2 separate regions of the Homo sapiens genome follow, and region 1 is linked to region 2. A link is a loop called in an ENCODE intact Hi-C map of the cell type or tissue named here. Cell type or tissue: endothelial cell of umbilical vein. All regions are shown on one strand. Links, peaks and the distances in the headings refer to the core of each region. The heading gives the core; the rest is flanking DNA.

What was found. Peaks named below come from ENCODE experiments on the same cell type or tissue, not always from the same donor. Only the 100,000 strongest peaks of a DNase experiment are listed, where the experiment ranks them.
Region 1: it touches region 2 in a loop (2.3-fold over the local background); 2 of 110 quality-filtered maps call a loop at or near these places.

The regions. Positions count from the first base shown.
Region 1 is chr3:117,688,213-117,698,366 of GRCh38, forward strand. LINC02024 (long intergenic non-protein coding RNA 2024) reads right to left here and starts at 2,713. Exons shown (of 4, transcript NR_146652.1): 1 at 2,679-2,713; 2 at 1,743-1,863. In endothelial cell of umbilical vein, for the core only: no CTCF peak of the experiment used is centred there; a DNase peak (open chromatin) is centred at 4,639.
Region 2 is chr3:117,624,138-117,634,291 of GRCh38, forward strand. No RefSeq gene overlaps it. Among named protein-coding and RNA genes, the nearest start is that of LINC02024, 62 kb to the right of the region's middle. RefSeq lists an enhancer at 2,295-2,932. In endothelial cell of umbilical vein, for the core only: no CTCF peak of the experiment used is centred there; a DNase peak (open chromatin) is centred at 5,014; H3K27ac peaks cover 593 bases.

The DNA of each region.
Region 1 (10,154 bases), core at 963-8,962, 64 kb after region 2:
GCAACATTGTTAGATTATCTGTGAAGCATATATATTTCAGTTAAAAACTTTCAGTTATGAAGTTGACTCAATGATTTAATATTCTATTTTTTCTCATCTGTGATGTCTTGACATAAACAGGTTATCTTACTTACTTTTCTTCTTGACCAGAACAGAACATTGGCTGTATAAACACACGGGCAGTCAAAATTTGGTATATGTGCATTTTCTTGCTATTCTTTTCTTTAATCCATCCATTAGAGGACTCATATCTTTTTAAAATCACTACAATTAAGTCATTCTAATTTACTGTACCATTCTCAAGTTTGAAAACACTGTGACACGAGTTGTCTCACTTCAGACCCTGGCCCTTTCAATGATCTGTGCTTTGCATTTGATTCTTTTTGTCTTCCTCTCCCGAGCTCCCTGAATGAAATAGCAAGAGGGATCTTCTGTAGAAGCATCATTCTCTGAAGTGACAAGGAAGCGGCATCTTTCACAGCTGGCAGTGCATGCCTGCATAATACCTGGATGCCAGAAGTGCTCTTGAAGAACAAACAGGCAACCTGTTTCCTCCTCAAGCAGCAGCAAAAGCTGTCAAAACCACAGGTGCACCAGGATCCTCCCCTCCATCAAGCTGTTTACATTCTTTTTTCAGTCTAGCATTTGGCAGCTGAGGTTGATTCTGGCGTTGGCAGCTGAGGTTGATTCTGGCATTGGCAGCAGAAACAATATATCTCTTAGGATTTAGGTCATACAGATGGTGTTAGAATTTAGCAGTTTAGTGCCTGCTTCCCACTATGCTATGGAATCAAAGACCCTGGACCAGGTAGTAGAGCATTTTTATTTAGAAAAGGGATGGATAAGGACATACAAGTGAATTATGCAATTTTCACTCCTGTTAGAGGTCTTTGAAATATTGCTTTGAACTATACAGTCTTCCTATAACTAATGCTTGGTGGCTATGGCGTTTAAAAACTAAAATGAGATGCACTTACTCTCTCAAATATTTAGAATTATTAAGCTTACATATTATCTTCACAGATGACTTGCAGAAACACTGTATAAAACTCAGCCTGGCCAGGCACGGTGGCTCACACCTGCAATCCCAGCACTTTGGGAGGCCGAGGTGGGCAGATCACGAGGTCAAGAGATGAAGACCAACCTGGCCAACATGGTGAAACCCCGTTTCTACTAAAAATACAAAAAAGTAGCCAAGTGTGCTTGTGGGTGCCTGTAGTCCCAGCTACTCAGGAGGCTGAGGCAGGAGAATCACTTGAACCTAGGAAGTGGAAGTTGCAGTGAGCTGAGATTGTGCCAGTGCACTCCAGCCTGGCAACAGAGCAAGATTCCGTCTTCAAAAACAAAAACAAAACAAAACAAAAAAACCTCAGCCTTTTTTCATTTATACTTGCACAAATTCCTGACCTCAATTTTCCAGTGAATGGCAAATGGCCCCACAAAACGATTAAGTTATCTACTTGGAATAAAGAATGTATTTTTTCACAGATGTAATATTATCTATATATTCCAAATGTTGTGCCACAACTTACAATGTAAGAGATTATTTAATTTAAAAAATTGAAAATGATTTTGATTCAAGGTGTCAGTATGAAACACAAATCTATAAAAGTTAAAGCTCCATGTCTCAGGACTCTATCAAATTTCATTGAAATTAATCAACTTTTATAAAATTTGTCATGAGACAGAAGATAATGTATACATGCAATATTAAAAAAAACATTATGACATTAATAACTTACATGGGCCAGGCGCGGTGGCTCACTGGGATTACAGAATCCCAGCACTTTGGGAGGCCAAGGCAGGTGGATCACGAGGTCAGGAGATCGAGACCATCCTGGCTAACACGGAGTAACCCCGTCTCTGCTAAAAATACAAAACATTAGCCGGGCGTGGTGGCAGGCACCTGTAGTCCCAGCTACTAGAGAGGCTGAGGCAGGAGAATGGTGTGAATCTGGGAAGCGGAGCTTGCAGTGAGCGGAGATCGCGCCACTGCACTCTAGCCTGCGCAACAGAGTGAGACTCCATCTCAAAAAAAAAAAAAAATTCGTTAATAATAATAATAACTTAGATGGAAGCCAAGAAAATGAATAAATTGCTTTTTCAAGTAATTTTTTCCTTATGAAAATTAAGATAAAACTTTATAATAGAGTAAGAATGATAGATTCTAGTTATTTTGGTTAATCAAAATGTAAACTTAATTATTTAAGTGATATCCCAACTTAAATTTGGCCTAGTTATTTTTCTAAATTTTTTTTTAAATGAGAGTTTCATTATAAAATACTCAAAAAGGAAATCTTATTTTCATTAACATTAATGAAAATTACTTTTGAAGGCCCTGTTAGGGTATTTGAGTGTGTTTTCTATGCAAATCAATTTTAAAAAGACAATACTTCCATTTCTATATCATTTGAACCAACATAAAATACTTCTTCATCATACTTTTTCAATGTACAGTTTCTTAAACTACTTTTTGAAGCAGTGGAATTCCTTTATTATTTATCTCTATTCTGAGCCTGCTACGTTCAACTACAAGATACTGTGCCTACTGAAGGTTCAGGCCTTTATGCAATCCATAATCCAAATATAGCATTTGATATTGAATTCATAAAATACAATGTATGGCATTAGGGGTTTAGAAATCCACCAACAATCTTTCTGTCAAGCACATATCTTACGTTATAAGGTTTTCTGCCATCAGGAGACCTTGCATCTGTGTGTTGTGTTCTGCCTGTGAAGCTGTGTTCTCAATTTGAGTGCACTAGCCAAAACCCAATAGAAAGATGATGCCATAGTAAGAAGGCAAATATTATAACTTTAGAGGCGGAGCCCCAGCCCAGCCTTCTATTGAATCACAATACATAGACAGCTGTCCATTGCCCGCTTGGCTCATAAATTTTCTCTACTTAGCCAAAATAAGGCAAACTTTTGTTGAAGATTCCAAGACACTAAAGAGAATAGAATGCTATACTTATTGCCTCTGGTTTGCTCTCTTCCCTTTTCCAGCAATGTATATTATCTTGGAACTAAAATATTTATTAAATGCTCCTTTGAGGCTGCTTGACCTTTCTGGGACCTGGCCACTCAGAGGGCTATGGGAAGGCTAATCATAGGGCAATTTTAATTGAGTTGATAAGTTCTCTTGGTCTCACATCAAAATTATAAATTTGTTTTGAGATTCCCAAGTCACCTCAGGGGACTCTTTTATTCCTTTCTAGCAAATGGTTACTTGGGCCAATTCTTGGATTCCTAGGGCAGCTGCCAATAAAAGACCAAGGTGGCCTTAATCATAAAGATTTGAATCAATTTTAAAGCAAATTGTTTAAAAAACAAAAGTTATCAGAAAGGAAGTGGGAGGTTGTAATGCCAAGATGAGATTACTCTGTGAGCCCTCAACAGTGAGAGCTATCAATAGATGTACATAGAACAACTAACTAATGCACAAGTCCTCATTCCTGATAATTGGCTGAGATACAAGACAGAGGAAAAGGGATCCTACTCAAACATAGGCCTGCCTCAGTAGGTCTCCCCAGTCCACTTGAGTGCTAGCCAGAATGTGGATGATTACTGAAGACATCAGCTATTTTACAGACTTTCACATTTCCTGCAGAGTTGAAGGGAACAACAAATTCAGCTGCTACATTACTAGTACATAGCAATTAGTGCTATGATAAGATCGTTAAGTAGGCCTGGAATGCAGTATCTTTAAAAAAAACTTCTCCTTGTTTTGAAGAAAGGATTGCTGAGGGGAAGAAATGTATATATACAATTTTTAAAGGTCTGAATCAAAGAGCAAGTACTTGTTTAGAACTTGGCTGCTGATGATATCTTCATCCTCAAGTTAATTAGGCAAGTGAAATCTAATCCCCTCTGGAGTGGCAATGTCCAAACTTTCCCTAGGATTTCAGTGGAATTTACTGCTTAAGTATTTTCTTGAACTGAATTCACTACTCTAATGTTAACTGAATTCTGTCTATTCAACCTAGAGATTAAATGGTATTCCTGCATCTTTGAGAAGCCTGCCTTTGAAACAAGTATTCAGAGAAAGGCTGCTTGGACAGGTCTGGATGAGGGGCTGTTAAGGTAACTAACATGTATGAGGGGCAGTTCTTGCATTAACTGTAGGGTTAGTTAGTCACACACACTCAGGAAGTCCTGAGACCATTCTGGCTATAATAAGTCAATGTCGCTTTCTACAGCTGTGAAGGTTAACTTTGTGTCGACCTGACTGGGCAAAGAGATGCCCAGGTAGCTGGTAAAGGATTATTTCTGGGTATGTCTTTGAGGGTATTTCCAGAAGAGATTAGCATTTGAATCAGCAGGCTGAATAAGAAAGACCTGCCCTCAGATGGGTAAGCATCATTCAGATCCAGTCCCTTGAGGGGCTCAGACAGAACAAAAAGGCTGAGGAAGGGAAACTTTGCTCTCTCTGCTGGAGCTGGGACTACTTTCTCCTTCCCTAAGACATCAGAATGCTGAGTTATCAGTCCTCTGAACTCTGAGACTTACACTAGCTGCCCTCCTGGCTCTCAGGCCTTCGGCCTCAGACTGAAAACTACACCACAGGCTCCTCTGGTTCTCAGGCCTTCCTACTCAGACTGAATCACATCCTGGCTTTCCTGGTTCTCCAACTTGCAGACGGCATATCGTGGGATTTCTCAGCCTCCAGAATTGTGTGAGCCAATTCCCATAACACATCCCTTCTTATAGACCTATATATTTCCTTTGGTTCTGTTCCTCCCGTGAATCCTGACTAATACATCAGCTTTCCTCAGGAATGTCAAAACTAGCTTTACTTTGATGGTGTACATTTGCAACTAAAATTTCTACATTAAGACATAGACATTCCTGCCATCAACAATTTTTATTTTTACTTAAGGCAGAAATAGAGAAAATTCCTACTCCAATTAGCTTAAAACTCAATAGCAATAAAACATTGGCCTCTCTGCCAAAAAAAAGATTATTTCCCTGAAGATTGAAGGAATGGTCTCCATTTTACCTCCCTTCTGCTTTAGATCCTCCTGCTAAGTCACTCTCATCTTTTTCTCTCGCTTTTCCCCTTCTAAACAAATATTTACGTATTTTTATTTGTATAGTGTATTCCATTTTAAAATAAAGCACTAAAGTTTGTTTAATTTTACTAGTAATGATATTTTTTAAGGTTGGAGTTAGGGGAAGGTGCCTCTGTGTGTCTGAGGCTATGGCCGCTGAAGTGGGCAGGGACAATCCTGCTATGTTGATTGTTGGCAGTGATATAGCCCATTGATCTCCCTGGCTGAATTAAGAACACTAGGTCTGACAAAATGTTGAGCATTTAAGACTCTAGGCAAAATCAAAGAATAGGAAAGATATGCATGAGGCTCAAGTCTCCTCTTTTTCTATTTTTCTTCCCTGTTACCCCTTTCTCTGTAGGGACCTATGGTCTTCCTGGTCTTTTCCTAGATCAAAAGCTCTTTTGAAGAACAAAAACAGTACATTTCCTTTCCATCTCTAGATTCCTCTTTAATCTACAATAATCTACCTCTCTTTACTGAAAAATGAAAAATAAAAACCCATTTTCTTTTCAGATTTAATTAATATCCTCCCTGAGAATGTTAAATGTAACCCTTGGTTTCCTAAGGAATCCTTATTTATTTATTTATTTATTTATTTATTTATTTATTTATTTATTTTTATTTTATTTTTTTGAGATGGAGTCTCTCTCTGTCACCCAGGCTGGAGTGCAGTTCTGGAAGGCGGAATCTCCTCCTTCCGGGTTCAAGTGATTCTCTTGCCTCAGCCTCCTGAGTCGCTGGGATTACAGGCACACGCCACCACACCCAGCTAATTTTTTTTTTTTTTTTTGTATTTTTAGTAGAGACGGGGTTTCGCCATGTTAGCCAGGATGGTCTCGATCTCCTGACCTCGTGATCCACCCACCTTGGCCTCCCAAAGTGCTGGGATTACAGGCGTGAGCCACTGCGCCTGGCCTCCTAAGGAATCTTGATCCATCAAAGCTTCTCTCTCTCTCCATCTCTCCCCTGCCCCAATTTCAGAACAGATAAAACAAGCAACCAAACAATACACAGACACACACACACAGACACAGACACACACACACACACACACACACACACACACAGAGCTCCCATTGGCTCAATCTCATAAAATTACTCCTTTCTCCATTCCCTTATCTAAGGGCTCTTAAATCCATATTCTACAAACACTTCCTCAACTTTCTTCCCTTGTTCATTCCTCATCACTTACATGACTGAATTCTCTACTTGTTCTAAAGCTGCTGACTTGAAAGTCTCCAAAAAGCCCCTTAAAATCTAGTCCCGTTACTTGTCTGGGGAGGGTTCCCATTCTTTCTCTCTTTAGTATGTGTTACTTGCTTTACCTTTGAAGTGACTTTTTTCTCTTGATAATCTCCTTCCCTATGATTGTTTCACCAATGCCTTATGTTTCTTTACTTCCCAAATATATGTGCCCCTTAATGTATGTCATATACCCCTGGTTTTCACTGTATGTAGTCTTTTCCTTAGGGATTTCATCAATTCTCCTATTTGAATATTATATCTTTGAATATAGGCATGAAGTCTTTATCTCCATACCAACTCTAGACCACCTCCATCCATGATTCTGAATGCCTTTTGTAAAATTTACGTGGGTGCAACATTCATTCCTCAAATACCTCAAGCTATTTACTCCTTCCTCTCCACATGTTCTTCTCTGAATGTCTCTTGCTGTTCAAGGATTTGCCCTCGTTATTTCAGTCCTCAATTCTAAACTGTACAGCTCCTGTTCTTCTTGGATGCTTTCCTTTCCCTATATTGTCACATTCGGTGTGACAGGACAGCCTGTAGAACTGATTTGTAAAACAGAATTCTTTCCACACTAGTATCACTATAATTGAGACACATGTTGCCCCGTACCTGAAATACATGGTCTTCTTACACACTGCTGACAGATTAATCTTTTTAGAATACAGCTATCATCTTATTATTCTATGCTTAAAAACCATCATTAGCCACTCACTACTTTCAATTACATCCTAATTACTTTACCTGACACTTAAGACCCTACATGACATAGCATTGAAAGCAGCATGATCAAAATTCCAGCTAAATAAAACTAGAGACTCCTTTCAGAAAATGACCCAGAATTTTCTTAATCTAGATGGCTTTTCTAGACCTATAAAACACAGCTTCCAAGTCCACCAGAGGAACTGATTTTCATCATCCGTTTACTCTTTCTTAAAGGTGGGCCAAGCTTGACTGCCAACTTCTTCCTAACAGTCTCTATGCTTCCACACTGGATGGGATTGCTGCCTCTGAGTCACTGAAGTATTTGTGTGGCCCTTAGCACAGTTATCTTGAAACAATGCAACTGAAAGTGTTTCATAAACCATAATCATGCCAAACTAAGAAATTACCATAGTTTTGTTTTTGTAGAAAAAAGTCCTAGCTTACCTAAAATGTTACCCTAGTATATTTGGTAGCATATCACACAGATCCAGGTACAAAATAAGTTCCTAATAAAACATAGTAGACACTCAATACAAACTTATTGAATATTATTTACTTACCCAGGAAACAAATTTGAATGATTGGATTGAATTAACGTATCTTTAAGTCATATTAATATTAAAATTTTTTTATTGTGTAAAGTACTAATAGTATATTTTTGATTAAATAAATGAGTTTTATTTGGTGGGTTGTGTGCTTATTCTTTGTTACTGCCTTGTTCTTCATGTCCAAAGGTGCTGTCAGTGCTGCTGACATTGCTCAAACTTTTTTGTTCTGGGCTTAAAGCAAGCCCTGTTTCATAAGTGTAAAGTTGTTTAACAGTCTTTGGTAAATGCCTTTCCAAAGATGCACATCTTGAACATGTCCAGCTTGCAGCAGCTATCACAAGTGTGTCACATGTGATACCAGCAGGATGCCAATAGGTAGATTGTAACCTGTCGGTTCTGAATGAAATATTTGACTGACTCAAGCTGAGCACAAATACGTTGTCAATAAGTCAGCAGTTAATGCTAGGAAAAATGAATAGAGATGAGGGGATCGGCTTCCTTCTATTTTATGTAATCCACTTCTAGTCCACTTTGTATAAAGTTGAGTGTGTGTGTGCCTGTGTGTGTGTGTGAGTGTGTGTGTGTGTGTGTGTACGCTGAAAACAGGTTGGCAGGGTGATAGTTGAAATGGGATTAGAAAGTACTGCAATTATTTTGCTCATGTAGAAATATGCAAAGAACCTTTGACCCCTTGTAAACAATGCAGTATGAGGGACTAAACAGAGGGCTCAGTTCTTCTTCCCTCATTAGCACCTCATTAAGCTATCCCAATACTAAAACTCTTGTTAATGCAGAGGCTGCTTAAGAAATCAACAAAGAAATGCCTCTATTAATAGTATTTTCAGAATACTTGCCTCTGAATATACTCTCCTTCCTTCAATCTTAGTTTCAAAACACAGCCAGAACCACGGGGCATACTTTTCTTTCCATCTTGCCCTGTGCAAAGGTATTGCATATTTAAATCTGAAATGTACCCAAGTATATGTATCAGACACTGCAGGCTGATTTAACGCAGAAAAAAAGAAGAGTCACAATTCCAAATCTAAGTTTCCGTCTATATGCTAAGAGCATGAGAAGCAGAGAATGAGAAATGGAAAATCCTCTATGGGAAGATAAGCTCCTGCACCTTTAGTTCAAGCAATGGGCAAAGCTGCTCTCTCAGGATTCGGTTCTGCATTCATGTGTGAGAAAAGCAGGGGGGGTCAGGCTAAGCCACACTTCATTGCAATAGACTAAAATCAGCAACTGCCATTGTCTGTGGAAAGCTAGAGATAAACAGAGCAGATGACTTTATTTTTATTTTTTTAAGCAAATGGGCTGTGACATTTTGTACCAACTCAGGACAGGTCTCTTGATTAAATGTTTTCCATTCATCCGACTAAAAGCTCCCTGACAGAGATGAAGTGACCGCACTTCGGGAAAAGAGAGTGCATGGGGGTTGGGGGTGGGAGCTAAACAGTGAAACAAAGGGTGAAGACAAGAAAAGGCAGGATGGCACAGAGCTCTTGAGTGGAGCTGGGTATTTAGGGTGATTGGTGAGGGACCTGATAAAAAGGCATCTAACGCCTCATTAGCATCTTCTGTTGATTACATGGTGGAGAGTGGTAACTGTGTGAGCTAAAGGAACTTGAAGAGAGATTGGGAGAAAAACATCAACTGATCCCAGTATGGAATACTCATGTTTCCTAGCTAATGTAAAGTGTTGGTTTGGCAGAAGGGAGGGGACGGGGGAAAGTTATCATTTATTGGGTATCTATTATACTTTGTGAGATAACGTGTTCTTGTGGCAAACATTGTATTTACCATTATGCATTCATTGTATTTAATTTTCACCATTTTAAAAGGTCATCAATAAAGGAAGAAGCTAAGATGCCCAATCCTAAGCAATCATGTGGTTATGGAATCCAGGAGGAGGAGCTGAGCTACCCGCTATGCCTGTCAATGGGGGGCATATGCGTGGGCATGCCCGTGTTCAGGGGATCCTGCTTCCAGGAGGTCAGAACCAGAAAGCTCCTTGTGCTTTCCTGTTCCCCAAGGTTGGAAGAGACAAGCATCATAATAAATTGTTTAAAATTATGATAAACAATTATAATAAACAAGAGCTGAAGAAACAAGCATCATAATACATTATTTAAAATTATAATAAAAGTTGAAAGTGCCAGGGTAAGATCTTTTCTCCTTTGTAGAATATAAATCAGAGTAGTATGCTATTCAGGCCTTTTTTATATATATGTGAGGCCCAGGGCAACATTACAAGGGGAACCTTACGTACCACTTAATATCATTCCATCCTCCTAGAAGACTGAGTATCAATTTAGAATCTTCAACTCCTTGAAATTCTGTGTGTGAGGACGGTAGAAATGAAAGAGTTGCCTCTGACCGCTGGTCCACGCCCACAGATTTCTCTCCTCAATCTGTCCCAGCCTCAGTTCTATACTGCAAACTTTTGTGAGGCCCCTTGCTCTCATGTGCGGAGTCTGGGACAGCCCATGCAAGCCTTCCTTGGTCAGTCTTTGTGCCAATGCAGACCTAGGAAAAATGGGTCTGGGACTTTCTAGGGCAGGGAATTCTGGGATGCACAGGTGATAGTCTAGAAGAA
Region 2 (10,154 bases), core at 1,301-9,300:
GCAGGGAAAATTTGAGAAAATAGTTCCCATCCATTCTAGCTTGCTTGGCTTCAGTATGGTAAGTTGCTCAGAGTTTGTTACAAGTTTTCCCAAAGGTGAATTTTTAAGTATCTTCTTGCAATCTTGAGGAAGGAAGTAGAAACACAAGATTTGCTCACTATGTTTCAAATCAGTGTCACTGTCATTTTTTGACAAATGGGACCAAATTTATTCTAAGCAGCAAATATTCTGGAGGTCTCTATCATTAATTACCCTGTTATGATCTCAAAATATTAGCTCTCACATGCTAATATGTTTTAGATAAAACCCTTTGCCAGTGCTTAATGAATAAACATTTATTGCACCCCTATTATTCATGAGGCAGTTTATGTTTGTTGTGGCAAGGATGCGATGTGGTATCTCGACACTCAAAGTGTGATTTGTGGACAAGCAGCCCCAGTATCACCTGGAAACTTGTTAGAAGTGTAGTATCTCAGGCTCCACCCCAGACCTACTGAATGAGAATCTGAGATGATTCATATGTACATAAATGTTTGGTAAAACCTGTTATGAAATATAGACTCTCCTCAAATAACTACATAGTCCAGCTTTGAAATAATACTTATACTAATATAACGAAGCAACAAGTGATAGTAATTAGTATAAGTGGTATAATCCAAATTTAGACAAGATAATGATATTCAAAAATCGTTGAAGAAATAAGAAAGGAACCATGTCTAAAAATCTATCCAGAATTTGAGGATAGAAGCAAGCCCCCACCTTGGAATGTGGATGAATTTTAGAAAAAGGGAAGATAGAACTATACATACCTCTTAAATATGCACAGAGAAAACCTGCTTGATTACAGTGAGGAATACATGCTGGGGACTTGTGGTAAATCAAACTCAGTGAAAAGTGCAGGTCAGTTTTGGTAAACAGAGAAGTTCACTTTTTAATAGCACAGGAAATATATGCCATCTTTGAAGACATGCAGACAAGGGAGTCACAAAAGTAGAATAAATGTCAGTGTTTGCAAGATTGAGTTGGTTAAACTGTATGTGTGGAATGATTCCTCTAGCCCTGCAGTGGATAAGATGAATTACAGGGGGGAAAGCCAGGATTCTAGAGGCTATAAATACCCTTGGTGTGGGATCAGATGCCTTGAATAATGTCTATTTAGCAGAAGATAGTCAAAGGCCCTAAAAACAATAATTACATGTAAGAGACTAATATAGTCAAACTACTGTATCACAATGACTGTGCTGATTTGAATTTGCCTCAATTAGGGAGCTCTTTCATTGAAATAAAGTTTCTAAAAATGTTACTTAATGGCATTACTACACTTCTACTCAATTCATTCAGCTGAAACCCATGTGCTTGTTATGTATCCTTTTATTTCTATGTTCTGTTGTAGAATAATAACAACAAAAATGAGTATAAACCACTGCATTTTAAGTCAGGAAGTAACTTTTCTTCAAATGAGGCAGCAGGTTGTGTCTGCAAAACCTTTAGCTGTAGAGCTACGCTTGTAATTGAAACCTCGGCTATAGCACTTTCTGGTAGGGCACTGGTGCTACACAACACTGATCAGTGGCTTAACTTCCCTGATCCTCACTTTCTTTATCTGTAAATTAAAGTGAATATAACTCATTTCACAGGGCTGTTGGCGCAAGACCTGACACATAGTTGAATCTTTAATATCTGTGCTGTTATTAACATCTCGATCATCATCATACTTATAATCGTCATCACCATGATAACTGACTCGATTAAGGATTCAAACCTAAGACATACATGTTCTCAAGTTTGAAAGTATGGCTCTGATTTTACACCAGACCAAATTTTGATATAGTGGTCCCGTAGTTAAGCCAGAGGACTTTCCAACAAAGAAGAAAAACAAGCCAGTGTTTTGTTTGCTTTGTTTTGAGATGGAGTCTTGCTCTGTCGCCCAGGCTGGAGTGCAGTCGCGCTATCTTGACTCACCGCAACCTCCGACTCCGGGGATCAAGTGATTCTCCTGACTCAGCCTACCGGGTAGCTGGGACTACAGGCGCATGCCACCACGCCCGGCTAATTTTTTTTGTATTTTTAGTAGAGATGGAGTTTCACCGTGTTAGCCAGGATGGTCTAGATCTCCTGAACTCGTGATCTGCCCGACTCGGCCTCCCAAACTGCTGGGATTACGGGCGTGAGCCACCACGCCCGGCCAAGCCCGTGTTTTATTGAAGCTGCACAGTGGTTCTCTATAAATATAAAACTGCACTTAGTGACCAGCAATGTGTTGATATGGGAATTCAACGTGAGAAAGGCTAGGGAACCTGAAATCCCCTTCCCTGACTTTTTATTCCTAAGTTAGGTCTGATTCTGTGAGTTCCAGTTCGCCTTTACCCAGCCAGTTTTCTGGCTGATCTCAGCCTTCCTCTTCTGCTACCTCCTCTCTAATCCTAAGTGTGGCTAAAGCTACAAGCAAAGCCCTCCACATCACTTCACTTTCCTCCCCTAATACTAGATCAAACTGCCCACCAAAATATTATTTCTTCTGAAGAAAGGAGAAATTCAAGAACGAAAGCACCTGAGTCACAACTGCATAAACTTTTCTTAAGCCCCAGGAAGTCTAGCACTTTCTAGTTGTTAACAACTCTCCAGGGGTTATTGATAGAGCTTCCCTGGAGGAACTAAAAGAGGCTTTGACTAACAGTGATGATTGCCTTGGATCAAGTTCGTTTCTAATCTTTTCCCAGCACTCCTGGTAGTTAAAAGCATGCAGGTATGTCTTCATTTGAAAAATAAATAGTATGTTCCTAATTCATTTATAATTGAACTAGTTTTTATTTGAGAGTCATCAGGTGTGGTTCCTACAGTTAGTAGGAAAGACTTGAGTCTACTTTACCGACATATTCAGGATTTAATCCACAGCATAGATTCTTGTAGTGACAAGAACTGTTCCAGAGCCTAGAGGAATCTCTTCACTGCTCATGAGTTAACATTCACACACTATAGAGAACCAAAGAGCCTAAGATAACTGCTTGAACATGTCCAAATTTCTCATTTTCCAGTGGGGAAAGAGACCCCTGAAACCATTTAACCAAATTAAGTCAGGGCCAAAACCATCTTTGTCTACATCAGTAATTCTCAAAGGTTGTATCAGAAACATGGGAAGAGCTTGTTAAAATAGATTGCTGTGCTCTACCCTAGAATTTCTGATTCAGTAGATAAGGGGTGTGGTCTGAGAATTTGCAAGTTCTCAGTTGATGCTGATGTTTTTGGCCTAGGAATCATACATTGAAAATCACTGCTGTATATTACATTGCCTCTCAACCATGCAGAAACAGAATGTTCACTAATTTTTAATATTCATATTAAGTATTGTACTTGCTATTTGTTAGGGGAAAAACAATTTTGAAAAACTGTCCAGTGTAGTGACTCTGATGAAATTTCAAAAAAAAAAAAAAACAAAGAAAACTGGATTATATATAAAGTTTTATTATCATCATCTCTCCTTTTCCCAGCCCACTCACTTGTCATTATTTTAAGAAAATTATTTCTTCTACGTACTTACTGGCATGTTTTTAGCTCCATTTTGGGTTGTAAGGAATATATTCAATGATAAATGAAACTAAACTAAAAGTCATTGTTGCTCTCTTTAAAAGAAGATGGTTTTTATTAAAAAGGAACAGTTTTATTGAAAATATTAGTGTGAACTTTTCCACAGTATTTTGCATGAAAAGGAAATGGTGTTTAAAACAAGTATTTTTTGGAAAATTAAAAGGCTTTGATGGGGGATGAGGAAAAAAGAAAAGGAAAGGAAGACAGCTTGTGTTTTGAGCACCTACTGTGTGTTTGGCACCAGAGAGGCGCCTCCATATAATTTCAAATGAATATTCAATCAATCTGCATGTTCCTGGTGCAGCTTCTTGCATTTTTCTTTTTGTGCTAAAGGACAGTTTATACCCTCTACCATGCCCCCTCCCCATATGCATTCGTAGTTACACCCTTATCAATGACACTGATACAATATGTATAATCTGTATACTATGTCAATTACTTTTTATAGTAAGCCTTTGTTCATGTGATAGATATAAGATTTTTTAGAAGCTGGAAGCCATCATTCTCAGCAAACTAACACAGGATCAGAAAACCAAACACCGCGTGTTCTCACTCATAAGTGGGAGTTGAACCATGAGAACACATGGACACGAGGAGGGGAACATCACATACCGGGGCCTGTCAGGGGGGTTGGGGGCAAAAGGAGGGAGAGCATTAGGACAAATACCTAATACATGTGGGGCTCAAAACCTAGCTGGCAGGTTGATAGGTGCAGCAAATGACCGTGGTACATGTATACCTATGTAACAAACTTGCGCGTTCTGCACATGTATCCCAGAACTTTAAAAAAAAAGATTGACAATCCTAAAAAAAAAAAGATGTTTACAGTTAAGTGTTCAAAAATAGGCAATTCACTCTAGGTCACATTGCTATTGAATGCTATTGAATGGTAAAGGTGGAACTGTAACACAAATTTGCTTGATTCTAAATTTACTGAGGGAACTAAAAAAGATTTTGTTTTTCCTTTTATGCTGGACACTACACATGAGACTTTACTTACAAAAAATTAATACATAAATACAGAACATAGATCAAAGAAAAGGTCTGGGACATGCAGCTCTGAAGTGTATTTCTTCCTTCTTCTCTCTCTCTCACCACAGTCCTTCACTCTTTCTGTATGGCCCTAAGATTTGACTTGCTAGGACAGAGGCAGGAGAGGGGCAAAATAAAAGTTCAGGAGGGGAGGGGTGTGTCCTTGCTTGCTGCCCTGCAAATCCCCTAAGAGTGGTTTCTGGGCACTGCCACAGCCTCTAGAGAGCTGGTTGTAGTCCCAGATGCATTTCTCTGAATATCATGAGTTTCCTTTTCATTCTTTGAGTGGGTCAGCACAAAGAAAAGCAAACAAACCTAAATTACTCTTATTAAATGGCAGGCTGCCAAAAATCTGAGAAAGCACACAGCAACACAATATCTGAAGTCTAAAGGGAGAATTCCAAGCCAAGATTAGCATCTCACCCGGCTATCCAGCCAATCAGCCTCAGGGTTTCCACTCTCAGACACGTGACCATTTTACTGGGACATTCAGAAGTCATCTTGCAGATGTTCCAGGTGCAGATTGAAAGCAGTTGCTTGTATTTCTATTTTGGTGCTTAAGGGCAGTTTATACAGTTTGTACTATTCCCTCTTCCCCACTGCCATCCCCATATGTAGACATAGAGACCTGAACCTGTATAACATGCAATATTAATAAAAGAGTATCCTTCCCTGAGGAACTTGGTGCATTTGTTTTCTCCTTGTTTTTGCAAGGAAAACTAATGCAGGGGAGAAAAAAATTCAATATCAGAAATAGCACGTAGGCACCCACGAGAAGAAACCTGCTCAGGTGTTTGACATAAGAGCTCTTTCGAGAAGCAGTGTCTGATCGTGGAGTGGCATTTCCTCTTGATTCTTATGGAGTCTGGTATAACTTTGCTGTTGGCTACTGAATTGAGTTCTAAATTGAATTAATTTACTTTTGACACTGCCAGCACGGCACAGCGTGAGATGAAGCAGATGCTGCGTTAAGTGTAACATTATGAGTTCCTGGGTCTAATATCTTCTAAATAAGGAATGTTGCTGTGGATATAAAGGAAATTTTATTTGCGTTTGCTCAGAACTTATGCAGGCCAAAACTAGGTTCAGAATTTATTAAGTTAAATGATGGACTGAAGAGAAACCTAGTTAGGGTTATGCGAATATTACCCGGAACTTTTACATCTGTAAGTTCAAAGTAGTATAGATCTGAAAAGATGTGGACTAGAGGAGGAAGGGCCCAGTGATTCCATCATGCTTATAACTGGCATAAGTGACCATAAACCACAAGGAGTAGGATAACAGCTGAGAGCCAATCAGCTTGGCACTGAAGACTGACAGATTGGCCAGATGGCAAACCTCATTCAAGTGGATGTCATATTTTGATTGGGATTATCTCTCAATACCCTCAATAACTGTTTAAATTCTATAACAGAGACAAATCATTGCAGTATACCTACATTTGCCTTTCCCCTTCCAGAAATTATATAATAAATCTCTCAGGCAGAAGCATTTTATTTATTGTCAGTAGAGAGTTTATAATCTATGGTCAAAGTAGCATAGTAATGCTTAAAAACTATCTTCCAGATGAGAATTCTAGCACATTAGCTTATGAAATCTTTTTATTTGTTATCTACAATTGTCATTCTATAAATTGTTATCACCTTTCTCCTTAGATTGCAATTATAGGTCATGGTTTTGTCTTTTATTTTTCTCATGGTCTTTTAGAAACTAAATTTTCACTACATTTTACTGTGTCAATTGAATTAAGTCTATAAATTCAGCAAACAAGATATGAGTGAATAGCTACCATATGCTAGGGGATGGGAATGTAAAGAAAAAGAAACACATTTATTGGTCATTATTCAACTTGAACTCTTAGTTTCAAGACCAAAATTAGTCATCCTATCCTTAGTCCAACTCTAACTATTATGTTTCATTTGCTGTTATTTTTGAAGCAATGCTGTCTCTAAAGTTAGACTAGTCTCCTCACTCCCCTCAAAGAACACTGTTAATTATTTAATTCTCCTCTCCTGCTCTGCCTTGAACACCTGCTCCTACCTATGTGTTTCAGTCAGGGTGGACTAGGTTATCTTATAGTAATGAATGACTCCCAAATATCAATGTCTTTACCACAACAAAGGTTTATTTCTTCTCTTGCTACAAGCCTACTATGGGTTGGCTCTGGTTCTGTTTCACAGTGAATCCTTTATCTGAACACTGCCAGTTGTGTGGAAGAAGGAAAATAACCATAACTAAGCAAACACTGATCCTCTAGGTTCTTTCCTGGAAATGGCACACCTTCCATTGGCCCGGAGCCAAACATGTGGCCAAGCCTCAAGCCAATAGGCTAGTGAAATATAATCTTCTCCAGGGAAGGGTAGTGAATATTTGATGTCCACAATACAGTCTATTCCTCTAAACCAGTCTTACTCATCTGGCAGCTCTCAGCCCAAGGTCCCCTATTACATTTTCTCATTGCAGTTCTTACTAACTTTTCTAATGTTCTTCATCAAGGTTTATCTATATTACACATACAAGCATTTATATGTAATATAGTATCTTGCAATATTTTAAAATACTTCATTTTTTTCTGTGCATTTGTCTTTTCTACTCAGCTGGAAGTTATTTGAAACCAGAAACCATGTTTGAAATTTTTTTCTGGCACATACACGGTTTACAGAACTCACAGACAGTTGTATATTTCAGGGACTTTAGTAGCCTTAAGTATTCTCTGTTGATTGGCCCCCAAAATAAATCATCCTATGCATGTGCTGGTTTTCAATCAAAGCAAGTAAAAACAAGGCCCTGCCCTCTGCAAGGACATTAAAACTGGGTACTTGTAATATAACTTCCTTTTAGAACACACATGAAAACCATGTTAGATATAGTATTACCACAAAACATACAAAAATGTATTTGATATTATATAGAAAAGTAAAGGTTGTCATCATTTTTAGAAACAGAATGTTTAGGTCACTTTTCGAGACTACATTAAGATAAGCTAGGAAAAATACAAAGTAATCCAAACGATCTAGCTAAAGATTAGGCTGAAGATACCTCATTAAAATGACTAAAGAAATAACAGATTTAGCCTACATCTAATGTTAGAGAAAAATTCTCCATGCACATGTGTCTTACATTAGATCCAATGTTGTATTTGTCAAAATATTCTATTTTCTGCGATGTTCCTGCTTATAATTATAGAGGAACCAGATGCATGACCTTGTATAACATTTACTTTGTAACAAGTGCTTGGAGGATAAATAAAATAATTTGTTTGGCAGTTGTGGTATTGAAGGGGGAATACAGTAGAATCTAATATAGACGTGTTAACCATGTATGATTCAGAGAGGATGTACAATTCGGAAATGCAAACATCAGCAGGCAGATATGTAACAACATCAGGATTATAAGAAGCCACTTAATAACAACTAACCAAGTACATCACATGTATTTAGCTCCTTGAAATCATTTCATTAGTCTGAAAATTAAGCATATGCTGCTTCTGAGGGGAGGAACAAGGAAGACTGGTTTGCTCAGGAGATTGGTAAATGCATGCAAAGCTATTTATCTTGAGATTATAGGTCTGGCTTCAACCAAGAAGCTAAAGACAGTTATTGCTACTTTATGGCCCATATGAAATGAACCGTCATTATCAGTTTAGATGCTCATTTCAGCAGGCTGTCACCACAGTATGGGTTTGGATAACCCTAATGGATATGTGGACAAACGTCTGTTTGGAGAGATAGCATATTGAAAAGAGCCCTTGGCTGAGAATCAGGGGGATTGGAGTCTAGTTCCAATTCTGCCTCTAATAATAAGTAACATGAGAATCTCCTTTCTGGGAAGGGAGCAGGGAGATAGAGAAGGGTCAGATGACCTCCAAAATCTCATCTGGACCTGAAGCTAGATAATATCCTGTGAAGGAAAGCTCCTTTTGGCTCTTCACAATAGAAACTTTCTCCTTATCTTCCCCAAAGTTATTACCCAAATAATGACTGGCCTTGATTTTGGATTTCAGTCTAGATCTATTTTCCCCTCTGATAAAGGGATAGGATGCCATCTTCCTCTCCCTTTCTTCTTCAGATGTGCAACATCTAAATTATCCCTCAATCTAGAACAGATTCTTAGCCCTAGTTATATGGCTTGTTTGCCTCTTTAAACTCTTTTGTCTTCATGATATGCCACCACCTATCACAGAGTGTCAGAAAATTGCCTAAAGAAAATTAGGTTCACATACATTTTTAAGCAAATATGCTATATATTTTAATGTGATACTTTTACTTTTTTAAGGCAAATAGGCTGAGATGAGTTCTGGGTCCCTGTAATGCTGAGATGTCCACAGCTCTTTCAGACTCAAAACTATTGATAAAGAACAGCTGCCAGGCCAGAATTGTGCATCTGTAGCCTGATTACCTACAACCCACCTGTAGTGTTCCGGTTCCTTGGTTATTTCTTGCTGCTTTCAGTGAAAGCCTAAAGCTGCATGTTTCTTTGTGAGAAAGGACGACATGAATTGCAGATGATGGAAAAGAAGATGATGTTTACATTTGCCTGGTTATGTTTTTCTTTTATTTTCTCATTTGAAACTTGGAGTTTGGGGGCCTAAGAAAAGTGAAACCGACACTAAAGGCTTAGATCAAAACTGGCATCATGCCACCAAGTTAGAAGTGTTAAGGAAACAACATTCACAGGTGACAGATGGAGGGAATGAGAACTAACACTCAGAGGCAGCCATGGCGATGGTGCTGTGCTCTCTCCACCTACATTAGGTCTTTTAGTCTTCATGGCCTGGCAGATGAAGAAACTGAGGTCCGCAAAGTTTAGGTCACTTGTTCAAGTTACACAGCAGGGATGGGGCCAGATTTGTCCTTCAGCATCCTACCTCTGGAGCTGATTCTATTAACCATTAAGCGCTACTGCCTTGTAAACCTGTGTGCAGGGGCTGGTGGGAGGATCAGGCTTCATTTCTATATCTATCTGGCTTCAAAACTCACTAGTTCAAGCTTCCTTCCAACAATGAAGAAATGACAGTGATTGGGTGTGGAATAACAATAAATGCCAGCCAAATTCCTCCTCCTGGCATGCTCTACCCTATACCCAGAACTGTTGAGCTGCCTCTGATGTTTCTTCCTGTATTCTGAAGGGGAAAACAGTCCTGCTTGGGAAAACTCACTGAACAGGCAAAATCATTTTCTAAAGATTTAGTGGAGGTGGATGTTTGTTTGTTGGAGATTTAGTGGAGGTGGATGTTTGTTTGTTGGTTTATTTGTTTGTTGAGACAGGGTCTCTCTCTGTCATGCAGGCTGGAGTGCAGTGGTGCAAGTATAGCTCACTGCAGGCTCAATCTCCAGAGGTTAAGCGATCCTCCCACCTCAGCCACTGGAGTAGCTGGGACTAGAGGCACTTGCCACCATGCTTGGATTTCTTTTTTTTCTTTTTTTTTTTTTTTTTAAGTAGAGACAAAATCATTCTATGTTGCCCAGGCTGGTCTTAAAGTCCTGAGCTCAAGCAATCATTCTGCCTCAGCCTCCCGAAGTGCTGGGATTAGAGGC